Regions from separate parts of the Mus musculus genome. Here region 2 is linked to region 1. The links are chromatin loops, found by intact Hi-C in ENCODE. Cell type or tissue: left cerebral cortex. All regions are shown on one strand. Links, peaks and the distances in the headings refer to the core of each region. The heading gives the core; the rest is flanking DNA.

Evidence for each region. Peaks named below come from ENCODE experiments on the same cell type or tissue, not always from the same donor. Only the 100,000 strongest peaks of a DNase experiment are listed, where the experiment ranks them.
Region 2: a loop joins it to region 1, with 11 times the contacts of the local background. A loop is called at or near these places in 3 of 42 quality-filtered maps.

What each region holds. Positions count from the first base shown.
Region 1 is chr17:9,576,402-9,581,843 of GRCm38, reverse strand. No RefSeq gene overlaps it. Among named protein-coding and RNA genes, the nearest start is that of Gm51424, 2.8 kb to the right of the region's middle. In left cerebral cortex, for the core only: a CTCF peak has its summit at 2,222; DNase peaks (open chromatin) are centred at 1,693 and 2,180; H3K27ac peaks cover 638 bases.
Region 2 is chr17:9,628,788-9,634,229 of GRCm38, reverse strand. No RefSeq gene overlaps it. Among named protein-coding and RNA genes, the nearest start is that of Pabpc6, 38 kb to the left of the region's middle. In left cerebral cortex, for the core only: no CTCF peak of the experiment used is centred there; DNase peaks (open chromatin) are centred at 1,434, 1,862 and 2,970; H3K27ac peaks cover 1,057 bases.

The DNA.
Region 1 (5,442 bases), core at 309-5,308:
GTGTCTCCTTGTCCTTGTCCTTGTCCTTGTCCTTGTCCTTGTCCTGATTGTCTTTGTCCTCTGTGCATTGTCTCCTTCTCTCTCAGCAAAAGATTACAACACCAAGCTCTTAGTGTCTCCCGAGGCGCAAATTTGATTCTGTCCCTCTGTCCCCTTCTCTCTTCTCCCTTCCTCCCTCCCTCCTTCCTTCTGTCCCCTTCTCTCTTCTCTTTCCCTCACTCCTCCTCTGTTCCCATGTTTTCCACAGCAAAGAGACCAGGAGTTAATGCAGGCTGAGTGGATTTATAGCCAGGAGCCTCAGATCACCAAGGAAGCTGTGAGCCTGCTTAATGTGGATTCTCTGTCATTTGTGCCCAAGGCTCTTGTCTCTACTTGTTAGAGGTACAAAAGTCCTTGTGCCCACAGATCACTAGGGGAACTAGGAATGTTAAACACACAGGACCTTTTCTCAACGGAGGTGATAAAATACCTGTTTTCCTTTCCAAACAGCTGAGAGTGATTTTGCTGATGACCCAGTGACCTTTATGCTACCTGTAGAGGCAGACCTCACCCAAATTTCCCAAAATGATTGTCTTAGACTCTTCCATCCCCAGACCATTACCTATCCCTTCAGCGAGATGACTTATGCATGTTTTTGCCTGGTGACCTCTATGCTGTCTCAGTAGAGACCTCAATAGATACTAGCTCTTTTAGCTATAGAACTCACCTTCATAATCATACGTTCTTTGTAAAGCAGTTGCTATCTAGTCATACCTTAAGTTTTATTGTACAGAGCACAGAGTTCCCAATGAAGGAGCTAGAGAAAGTACCCAAAGGAGCTGAAGGGGTTTGCAGCCCTATAGGAGGAACTACAATATGAACTAACCAGGTACCTCCAGAGCTCCCCCGGGACTAAAACACCAATCAAAGAAAACACATGGTGGAACTCATAGCTCTAGCTGCATATGTAGCAGAGGATGGCCTAGTAGGTCATCAGTGGGAAGAGAGGCCCTTGGTCCTGTGAAGGTTCTATGCCCCTGTGTAGGGTAATGCCAGGGCCAGGAAGTGGTAGTGGGTGGGTTGGGGAGCAGGGGGAGGGGAGAGAGGATAGGGGATTTTCGGAGGGGAAACAAGGAAAGGGGATAACATTTGAAATGTCAATAAAGAAAATATCTAATTTTTTAAAAAAAAAAAGGGAAAATGTTTTATTGTACCCCTAGGACTGGATGGATTGTTGTCTAATTATACTGTACTTTAAATATGTTGGCAATGACGGCCTGGCCTTAGACTCCACAGAAGACTGATCTAGGTTCAGGAGGCCAATCTGCACTGGCTTTCATTCTTTTTTTCTTTGAGGTTTACCACCTACAGCGACCCACAGGGTCTTTCTCACCTACTGCCTAATCCAGGCTCAGTTCCCTTCCCAGTTGTTCCTCTGAGGACAATGACTTCCCTCAGGCCGACTTGGCTCTTTGCAGATCTGAGCACTGAGCATAAATGACCAGAGCACTGTCAGATCTAAAGATTTGTGAACACGCTTGCCAATTCGGACATTTTCTGCCTAGGCTGGCACACTGGTCTTTCTATGCTCTATCCTGTCAGGAGTCAGCTTCCTTGGGGGTTTTCATGCCAAACCGACAGAATGGGAGCTGTCTGCAGGCATCCATTGAAATGTAAATGGACCTACACCACTGTTTTCCAAATTGAGAGGCACCCATACACAAACGTCCAATGCTAATGGGGGCTCTGAATTAGAAAAAATATTCCCAAGTTAAATGAGTTTGGGAAATGCCACACTGCGTTGGGGGAATTATCATGAGCAGCACACTAAATAGTCTGTGAGAGTCTTTACTGAAGAGTTTCATTGTGTTGCATAGCCAGGACTTGCAAATTTATTTGGTCCCAGGCAAGACCTCTTTGCAGATTAGAACTCATTAACATTTTGCTGGACACTTGGATTCTGTTTATCTGGAGTTGAGAGGCCCAGAGACTTAGCTTTCTCATGGGGTCTCTTCCTAATCTTATGCCTCAGTAGGCAATGGAAGACATGGCTTCCTGCTATTGTTTAATTATTTTCTTGTAATTCGGGGTCATTCAATGATATCAGGGGTGTTTGCTAGTGAGACTCGGGCTGTAAATATATCACCAACCCCACTGCAAGCTTCCTGGAAGCCCTAAGCCCTCAGTGGCTTTTTCCAGACTGAGCCTGTCCTGTCTCACCATTTAGCCTGGGTAGATTCCTTAGATCTTACAACCTTCCCTTCTTAGCCCTCTGGATGGCTCCAGAGCTCCGGGCTTTGACAGGTCTGTCTCAGGGGTCCATGTTTATCTGTCTGGACTGCCATAATTTCATGTCTTCACGGAGCTGGTTTGATTCAGTGAACAGACAAAAGTAAAGTGCCCTTCGGCGATTTCTTTTTCTCTTTGCTAAGGTATTGACAGGGCCCCCCAGGCTGTTCATTTCCCTTATCAATATGAGTTCCATGTTAATTCTTCCATTTAATGTTGAATTAAATGAAACCCTGGGAGATCTGATTATGGCTCAAGAATGCCCAGAATGTAGTCAGTAATAGAATTCATCTAATGACCAATATTTAATCTTGTGTCAAGAACTTTGTGACAGGTGAATCAAAACAGAGGACAGTGTTTCTATCCATCTCTGAGCCTATAACAGATGTAAGGGTGTGTGTGTGTGTGTGTGAGTGTGTGTGTGTGTTGGAAAGATTAATTCAGAAGGTTGGCATGTTTGAGGCATTGTACTTTTTGAAACATCATTATACTGAAAGAGCTAAAGAACAGCAGTATGGATTGCTCTAGCAATCTATGCATATGCAAGGATAAACACACACACAGACAGATAGATACACACACACAGACACACACACAGAGATCCACGACATACATGCACACAAGCATACACATACATACACATGAATGCACACACACATGAATGCACACACATACACACACACACACACACACACACACACACATGAAGCTTCATGGCATGGCAGTAAAGGGACACGTTTTCAAAAATATTTTTAAAATGTGTTTTTAATTCTATATATTGTAGTATTCTTTAAAGAGTTATCTATTTTATTTTTAGCACACGTGTGTGTACCTGCAAGCATAATTTCTAGCACAAGCAACAAACATTTTTTAACCACTGAGCTATCTCTCCAGCCCCTAAAGGGATGTATTTTGGGGTAAACTCAAGTTACCACAAGTAAAGCGAACTGTATGAGGTAGACAAAAATTTGTGTTAATGTCTTTGTCTCTTCTGGCTTCCAAATTAAGGGCTAGGGGTGATATACTACTGATGCCAATTCAGAGAAAGAAGTCCCATGAAAAACGGAGAATATCTAACAGGGTAGGATGCTTCACTCACTGTCATTTTTTTATTGAGCCGCCAGGATAATGCGTATTCTCAGAAATGTGGGACTGAAGTTCATATCATAGCTGTCTGCTAAGAAAGAGCAAGAAGCCTGTTCAAGCTAGGAACCCTGCTGAGATCCTATATCCAGAGCTGTGCAGAAGCTCTGGGTGTCCATGATAAGCCACAGTCCCCTATAGTACTAGGAAGTGGGCTGGATCCTCCTAAAGTTATTACCTGTCTATGTATAATCTTATAAGGACCCATGAGGTCTGCTCTTGGGTGGAAATATTGATATGTAGGAGCAATCACACACTCAATTCTTCTTTCCTTTCTAGAATATTATTGAGGTAGAACAGAATGCTAGAGAAAATTGTGGAGACACAGGAAGAAAAAGAAAACCCTCACTTAGGAGCTTGATTGAAGTCAGCTAGGAATCAAGAATTCCAATAAAACTGGCAACATTTGCTTAAGGCCTTTCTTCATTCTCCCCAATAAATCTATACTCTCTATGAATCTCATCAGAAGTTTCATTTACTGGGAAAGGATATAACTTAAACCCCTTGGACAACTCAAGCGGCTCCTCCTTTTACCCTGTCAGATTTTAATGCCATCTAGGACACTCCTGAAGTGATCCTCTGATCACACTTATCAAAAAGAGGGAGAAAAGGACATTTTTTTTTTCAGCGACTTTAAGATGTCAGTTGATAGCCATTAAAATAGTGTACAGAAGACACACAGTGCTATGTTCCCTGGTAAGCCTGTCCTGCTCCCTACAATGTCTTATTTCCCCCAAGTAAGTACCCCCCTATCTCAACCCCGTTGTGTTCACTGTGTTCTCTGACACTGTGACCCTTTAACACAGTTCCTCATGTTGTGGTGACTCTCAATCATAAAATTATTTTCATTGCTGCTTACTAACTGAAATTTTGCTGCTGTTATAAATTGTAATATAAATATTTATCTGTAATTTCCAATGGTCTTAGAAAACTCCCTGTGGAAGGGTTGTTCAGTTCCTTAAAGGGGTTGAGTCTGACAGGTTGAGAGTCATTGTTTTAACCCTTATACTTAAAATATATATTCAAGTCTCTTAGTAAGCCCCTCTCTGCTTCACATTAGTACATATAAAAGGATTTTCTGAGCCAAAAGAAAACACCCTAGGTTTGCCTGAGTGAAGATTTATGCAAAAAAAAAAATCACATGTTCATGAAGGTAGACAGTATGGATCTGTGCCTCAGTGTGCTGGGTCTGTTTTCTGGAATGTTCTTCATGTCCTGGTACAGCCTGCACTTTCCCAGTGTATCTCCAAATTTGAAGCACAGCTGGGCAACTTTGACTTCACTACACAACATGTGTCTTTTACTAAGTTGTATGTGTGTGAGTGTGCATGTATATAATAATCTCCATTGTGGCATTATTGCCTAACAATTAACAAATGCATTGGATCATCTTCTATATTTAATGGCTCCCAATTGTTATTTTTTCAAATCATAATCCAAACCAATGTACTTAATTGTTAACCACCAAAGTTCTTTTTATTTTTTATTTACTTTATTTAAAAAGTATTTTTTTATTGCTCAAAAGGAAAACATTTGGGACTGGAGAAATGGCTTAGTAGTGAAGAGTACTAGTCTTGCTGATGACCAGAACTGGGTTCCAAGCACCTAAGTTAGCAAGCTCTCAACTCCTGTAACTCCAACTTCAGGCAATCTGGTACCCTCTCCTGGCCTCCATTGGCACACACACTCATAGACACATGCACACACTCATAAGCACATGTGCACACACACACATATGCAAACTCACATGCACATGCATGTGTGCACACAGGCACAAACAAATTTTACACATAATTCAAACAAATATTGTTCTGTGTATTTGACCACCAGCTGCATGGTGGTATTATCTGAAATGTATGACACGTGTTGAAAGTTCTTCCTAGCTCCTTTCTACATGACAGTGTCTTCTATGTTAGGTTATGGTTGTAGAGTGTTGTCTGATGTTTCCATTCAGAAATCTTTCATCAGATTTTAGCTCCTTGTCTGACTCATGATGACAGTGTTGCTTGGACTTCTCTAGTCACAACAGTT
Region 2 (5,442 bases), core at 361-5,360, 52 kb before region 1:
CATCTTGGTCAGCAGCTCCGGGGAAGCTTAACCATTGTCAGCACAAAGGATGCTTTCTGTATCTACGGCAGGACAGGTACCTCGTTGGAAAGCTCAGTTACATGCCAAATAAATAGTGCATCTGATAACTATTAAAATACCACCCCTGGTAATGGCACTTTAGGGCTCTTTCAACAAAATGAGGGGTTGCTGCTTGCCACCTACACAACAAGCAAGAGTCTGAACATCTATTGATAGGAAGAAGTGACTGAAAGGGGCTGAGGCTGCCAGACAGATGGCTTGTGAGGAAAGCACACCACACATACTTTTGAGTTATGGGAAGAATTTCTGTAGACAGTCATCCTGCTGCTTGGTTCATGATCTTTGTGATAAGACAAACTGTAGGTGTACAGGCTCATGCTAGTCCTGCCATGCTTGAAAGGATGCAAGGATGTCTGAGACTTATTAAGTGAACAGGAGGCAAGCCTTAAAGTGGAGATGGAAACTCCATGGTGACACCCTTAAAGATGGATTTCTTAGACAACCCAGGACCACTTACCCATGGGTGGTACTGTCCCTAGTGGAATGGGCCCTCCATGCCAATCATTAATTTAAAAAAAGAAAGCCCTATAGACTTGTCTATAGGGCAATCTGAAGAACTCATTTTTTTCAACTGAGCTTCCTTTTTTCCAGGTGATCCTTCCTGGCTGTGTCAAGTTGACAAAACAAAACAAAAACAAAACCAAACAACAACAACAACAACAAACCCACCAACTACTCAGCACATCAAATGATGGTGAATTATACTTTTCTTTATAAAGCAAAGCCTCTTCTAAAAACATGTTTTGTTCCAGGCACCATGAAGCTCCTTAAAAACACACATTATCTTGCTTAATGCTTGTAAAGAAAGAGAAAGGTCTACATAGGCAAAGTGTCTTTTTTGGTAGAACTGAATGTACTTTCCCCAGGGTATCATGCCCAGTAAATTGTCAGTATTTTGTCTTTTCATTCTGTTTTTTTGTTTTCTTCTTACATTGCAGCTTTTATTCCAAACCCTTTAGAGACAATGAGTCCATTCGCCACACCATCCCAACGACGCTGACTTTAGAAACCCCGGAAGGCCATCTGAGCTGTCAGTAACTTGTTCCCGTTCTGGGGCGGGACCATTATTGGGCACCACGTTCCTCTATCTTTCCCACACAGCTGCACCCTGCTTTGAAATGCCAGAACTGCCATCATAAACTAATGGGAAAGTCTAAACTGACATCCCTGGCGCCTTCTTAAAAATGCTGCTGCTGCAGTTTGCTTTCTTTGGTGATAGATCTTTAGAAATGCACAAGGAACTCGAAAGTGACCCGAGTTGACAAACCAGCACAATGGAGGGAAGACAATTCTTTTCCACAGGAACATTTGGACTCCTTTCGATGCTCTGCTGCACGAGCCAGGAGCTGCTGAGCGTGTGCTGTGGTTTGAATGTAAAATATCCCCAGTAGCTCGTGGATTTAAACAGTTGGTCCCCTCAATCAGTGGTTCTGTTGTGGGAAATGGAGTCTTCAGGAGGAAGCCAAAGGGAGCACACTTGCGGATTCATAGTCCAGCCTTCCTTCCTTCCTTCCTGTCTGCTGCTTGCTTGCTGAATGCAGATGCAATGGGGGGAGTTGCCCGAGTCCTATTGTCACTTTCTCCTGCAACTGTGGGCTACAGTCCCCCAATCTCTGAACCACAGGCCCAACGAACCATTCCCTTCTTTAAGTTGACTTTGTAAGGTGTTTCGTAACAGCCAAGGAAGAAATTGTTCCAGCTCCCATATGACCTTCCTAAGTTCGAGACAGACCAGGTTAGCATTCTGTCTGTGTACTGACGATGACTGCTCCTGTTTGCTTTGCCTTCCTTGGCAAACAAATGATGAACTGATTTGTTGCTTAGAAGTGACAAATGAACCGGCAGGCTTTTGAAGTGGCAAACTGCCAGGCCCACAGATCTCCATTCAGAAATACAGCAGCAAGATTCAGAGAGACTCAAGCCTCAAATGTAGTAGGCCTTACTGGACTCTAACTGACATTATATGTCATCTATTAAAATACATGGGAGGTAGAGTTGCTCCAGGGAGAACATAGGAGAAGAAGACTCATCCTGAATATTGCTGACTCTGTACATGTAGACTGCACTAGAAAGTGAAACATTAAGTATGGGGACTGAATTATAATATTAATTATTTAAATCCTGGCCCAGGGTTTCCACCCCTCCTTGGTTATTGGATTCCAGGATTAAAAACACACTCACGGCATTTATATTTACAGTAAGCCTTAACCAGCACAGTAACTGGGCAGCTGTCTACCCTCCATTCTGTTGAATCTACTCTCCTATCAGTAACCCTGAATCACTACTTACTACTTACTAGGTTTCATCTGGGCTGCTCTTAACTCCAACAAGTTAGCCCACAGGGCTACATTTTTATGCCTCAGCTAACTCTTGGTAGCTTCTTCTTGCTGCTGCTGCTTCTTCTTCTTTTCTTCTTCTTCTTCTTCTTCTTCTTCTTCTTCTTCTTCTTCTTCTTCTTCTTCTTCTTCTTCTTCTTCTTCTTCCTCTTCCTCTTCCTCCTCCTCCTCCTCTTCCTTCTCCTCCTCCTCCTCCTCCTCTTCCTCTTCCTCCTCCTCCTCTTCCTCCTCCTCCTCTTCCTTCTCCTCCTCCTCCTCTTCCTCTTCCTCTTCCTCCTCCTCCTCCTCTTCCTCCTCCTCCTCCTCCTCCTCCTCCTCCTCCTTTCTCTTCCTCCTCTCCTCCTCCTTCTCCTCCTCCTCTTCCTCCTTCTTCCTGGTTCTCTTCCCCAAGCCCACAAAACCTAAACCTCAACTAAGTCTCTTCTGCCCAGTTATTGGCTATTGGAATCTTTATTTACCAATCACAATTAACAGGGGACAGGGTCACTTAGCTAGTGTCTATGTGCAGACTCTCTTGTTTCTGGGGCAACCAGCTTTTGAGGCCCAAATTAGCATTAGAATGCAAGCAGCTTACAAGGCCAGCTTACAACACTGAATTCTTACAAAGACCATGGAGTCTGGGTGATTAGTTGTATGGGTGGTAGCCCTGATACTCAGAAAATTTATGATCCCTTCCATTTCTATAAAAAATAACTTTAAAATTTTTATTTCACAACCGGTACTGGCACATGCCTTTAATCCCAGCACTTGGGAGGCAGAAGCAGGTGGATTTCTGAGTTTGAGGCCAGCCTGGTCTACAAAGTGTGTTCCAGGACAGCCAGGGCTATATAGAGAAACCCTGTCTCAAAAACAAACAACCAACCAAACAAACAAACACACAAAAAATATTTCTTCTATGAATCTGGTCTGAATGTTTTATCTGCATGTATGTGTACTGTGTGTGTGCAGTGCCTTTGATGGCTAGAAGAGGCAATTTGGTCCCCTGGAACTAGATTTACAGGCATTTGTAAGCAGCAGTGTTAGTGCTGAGAAGAAAACACAGGTACTAGGCAAGGACAGCCAGTACTCCCAAACACTGAACCCTCTCTCCAGGCCTCATTGAAAAAGAACCTTATGATGTTGTTACCCTTGGATGATTAAAATTGAGACCCTCTCTCTTCCCCTCCCCCTCCCCCTCTCCTCTCCCCTCTGCCCCTCCTTGCACAGAAGTCCTGCTTTTTCTTCTGCTGCTCAGCTGTTAGCTATTGGCTGTTCCACTCTTTACTTAACCAACCAAAAGATGATAGAGAACCATGTTTTACAAAATACTGAATCAGAAGACACTTCATAATAATTATAACACCAAAGTCCAAACTGCAGCTGTTAGGGATTGTTTCTAATGCTTTGAATTAATCCGACCCTCAAAATTGGAAATCTGTGTGTCCAAATGCTGAAGGTCCTTGTCCCCAATTGGGTTTTAATTGATCAGTAAAGTGCTAACAGCCAAGGGATGGGCAGGTAAACTGAGGCAGGACCTTTAGATTTGTGCGGGCTAAGAACAGAGAGAGAGGAAGAGAGATTGCCATGACTAGGGAGAAGACCAGACCTAAAGGCCAGCTGACATGTGAGAACCAGGGAAAGTGGCCACATGGTCTTGTAATCGCTCTTACGTTCCTCACCGGAAAGCGCTTTTCTCTGAAGCTTATGGCTAATGCATCGCCTTCTTTCTTTTCCTAGCCCATTAGCCACCTCTGCTTAAGGAAGAAGTCAGTGTGCACTCCCTAAAGAGCCACAAGTCTCAGCTATTCCTTCTAAAGGCAAAATAATTGTTTTACCATGTAACCTTTGCACTTGCCATTGTCTCTCTTAAAGAAGCCCTTGCACTGAGCGCCAGTCTCCGCTGAGTGTTGTATTCCTTATGTGCCAATCACCATTGGCTCCACACTTGTTGAAGGTAGCCTTTCTCCATAGTGTGATCTGAAAGTACCAGATGCACAGTTATGCCCATCTTATTTCTCAAATGTTCTTTGCATTTTATATCCTGATCCAGAAATTGAGATGATGTCAAAATAGAATATTTATATACTTATGTGATATGTAAGACCCGAACAGCCTTACGTCCGGGATGTCCCACTCACAGAAACGCAGAGATGGAGATCAATGCAATAAGCAAGAGGTTTATTGATTCGGTGCCCCAGGGCCATCCTGCAATCGGGGCAGAGGTGACCCCCAATCTCCTAAGCACCCACTTTCTATACTGTTTAAGGGTAGGCCTTGATAACAACATGAGTTAGTTTAAGTCCATTGTTGGCCTGAGGTGACCTTTTCATTCCCTCCTTTAGAAGTGGTAATTAGCCTTTCCCTTCTGGAGTCACACGTGTCTCCTAACCTTCCCTAAGCAGCACTGATAGCCCCGGGTGAAGTGAGGTCTTAGTCACCAGAAGAGGGACCTGAAACATTCTTGGTCATCATCTGTACCTGCCTTGCAGTCAGGCTTTCTTGTAAAGCTTATTTTGCTGGGTCATTTTGGGAAGGGAGTATTTGTCACAACCTTCTAGTGGAAGGTCCCCAGCATGCTATTCTAGCAAGGTCTTTCAGTGGTCATCTCATGTTTTCTAAGGTCACACATTCCCACAATCATATCTGACTTCCAAAAGCTTTTTTTTTTTCGTTTTTTTGTTTTTTTTTTTCGAGACAGGGTTTCTCTGTGTAGCCCTGGCTGTCCTGGAACTCACTTTGTAGACCAGGCTGGCCCCGAACTCAGAAATCTGCCTGCCTCTGCCTCCCAAGTGCTGGGACTAAAGGCGTGTGCCACCGCTGCCCGGCCCAAAAACCATTCTTAAAGGTCTTTGGCAGCTACATAAATTGATGTTGTCTCAGGGATGACTTAAATGTAATCTTCCTCCTCTCTGATTACTTCGTCACTGTGAGCTTTTGCTGACCTATTTCTGAACCCGTGAAGGAAACCTTTAGGGAGCCAACATGTGTGATCTCAGACTGCTACACTTGTCACAGCTGAAGGCTACCAAAGCCATTTCCTCATGAA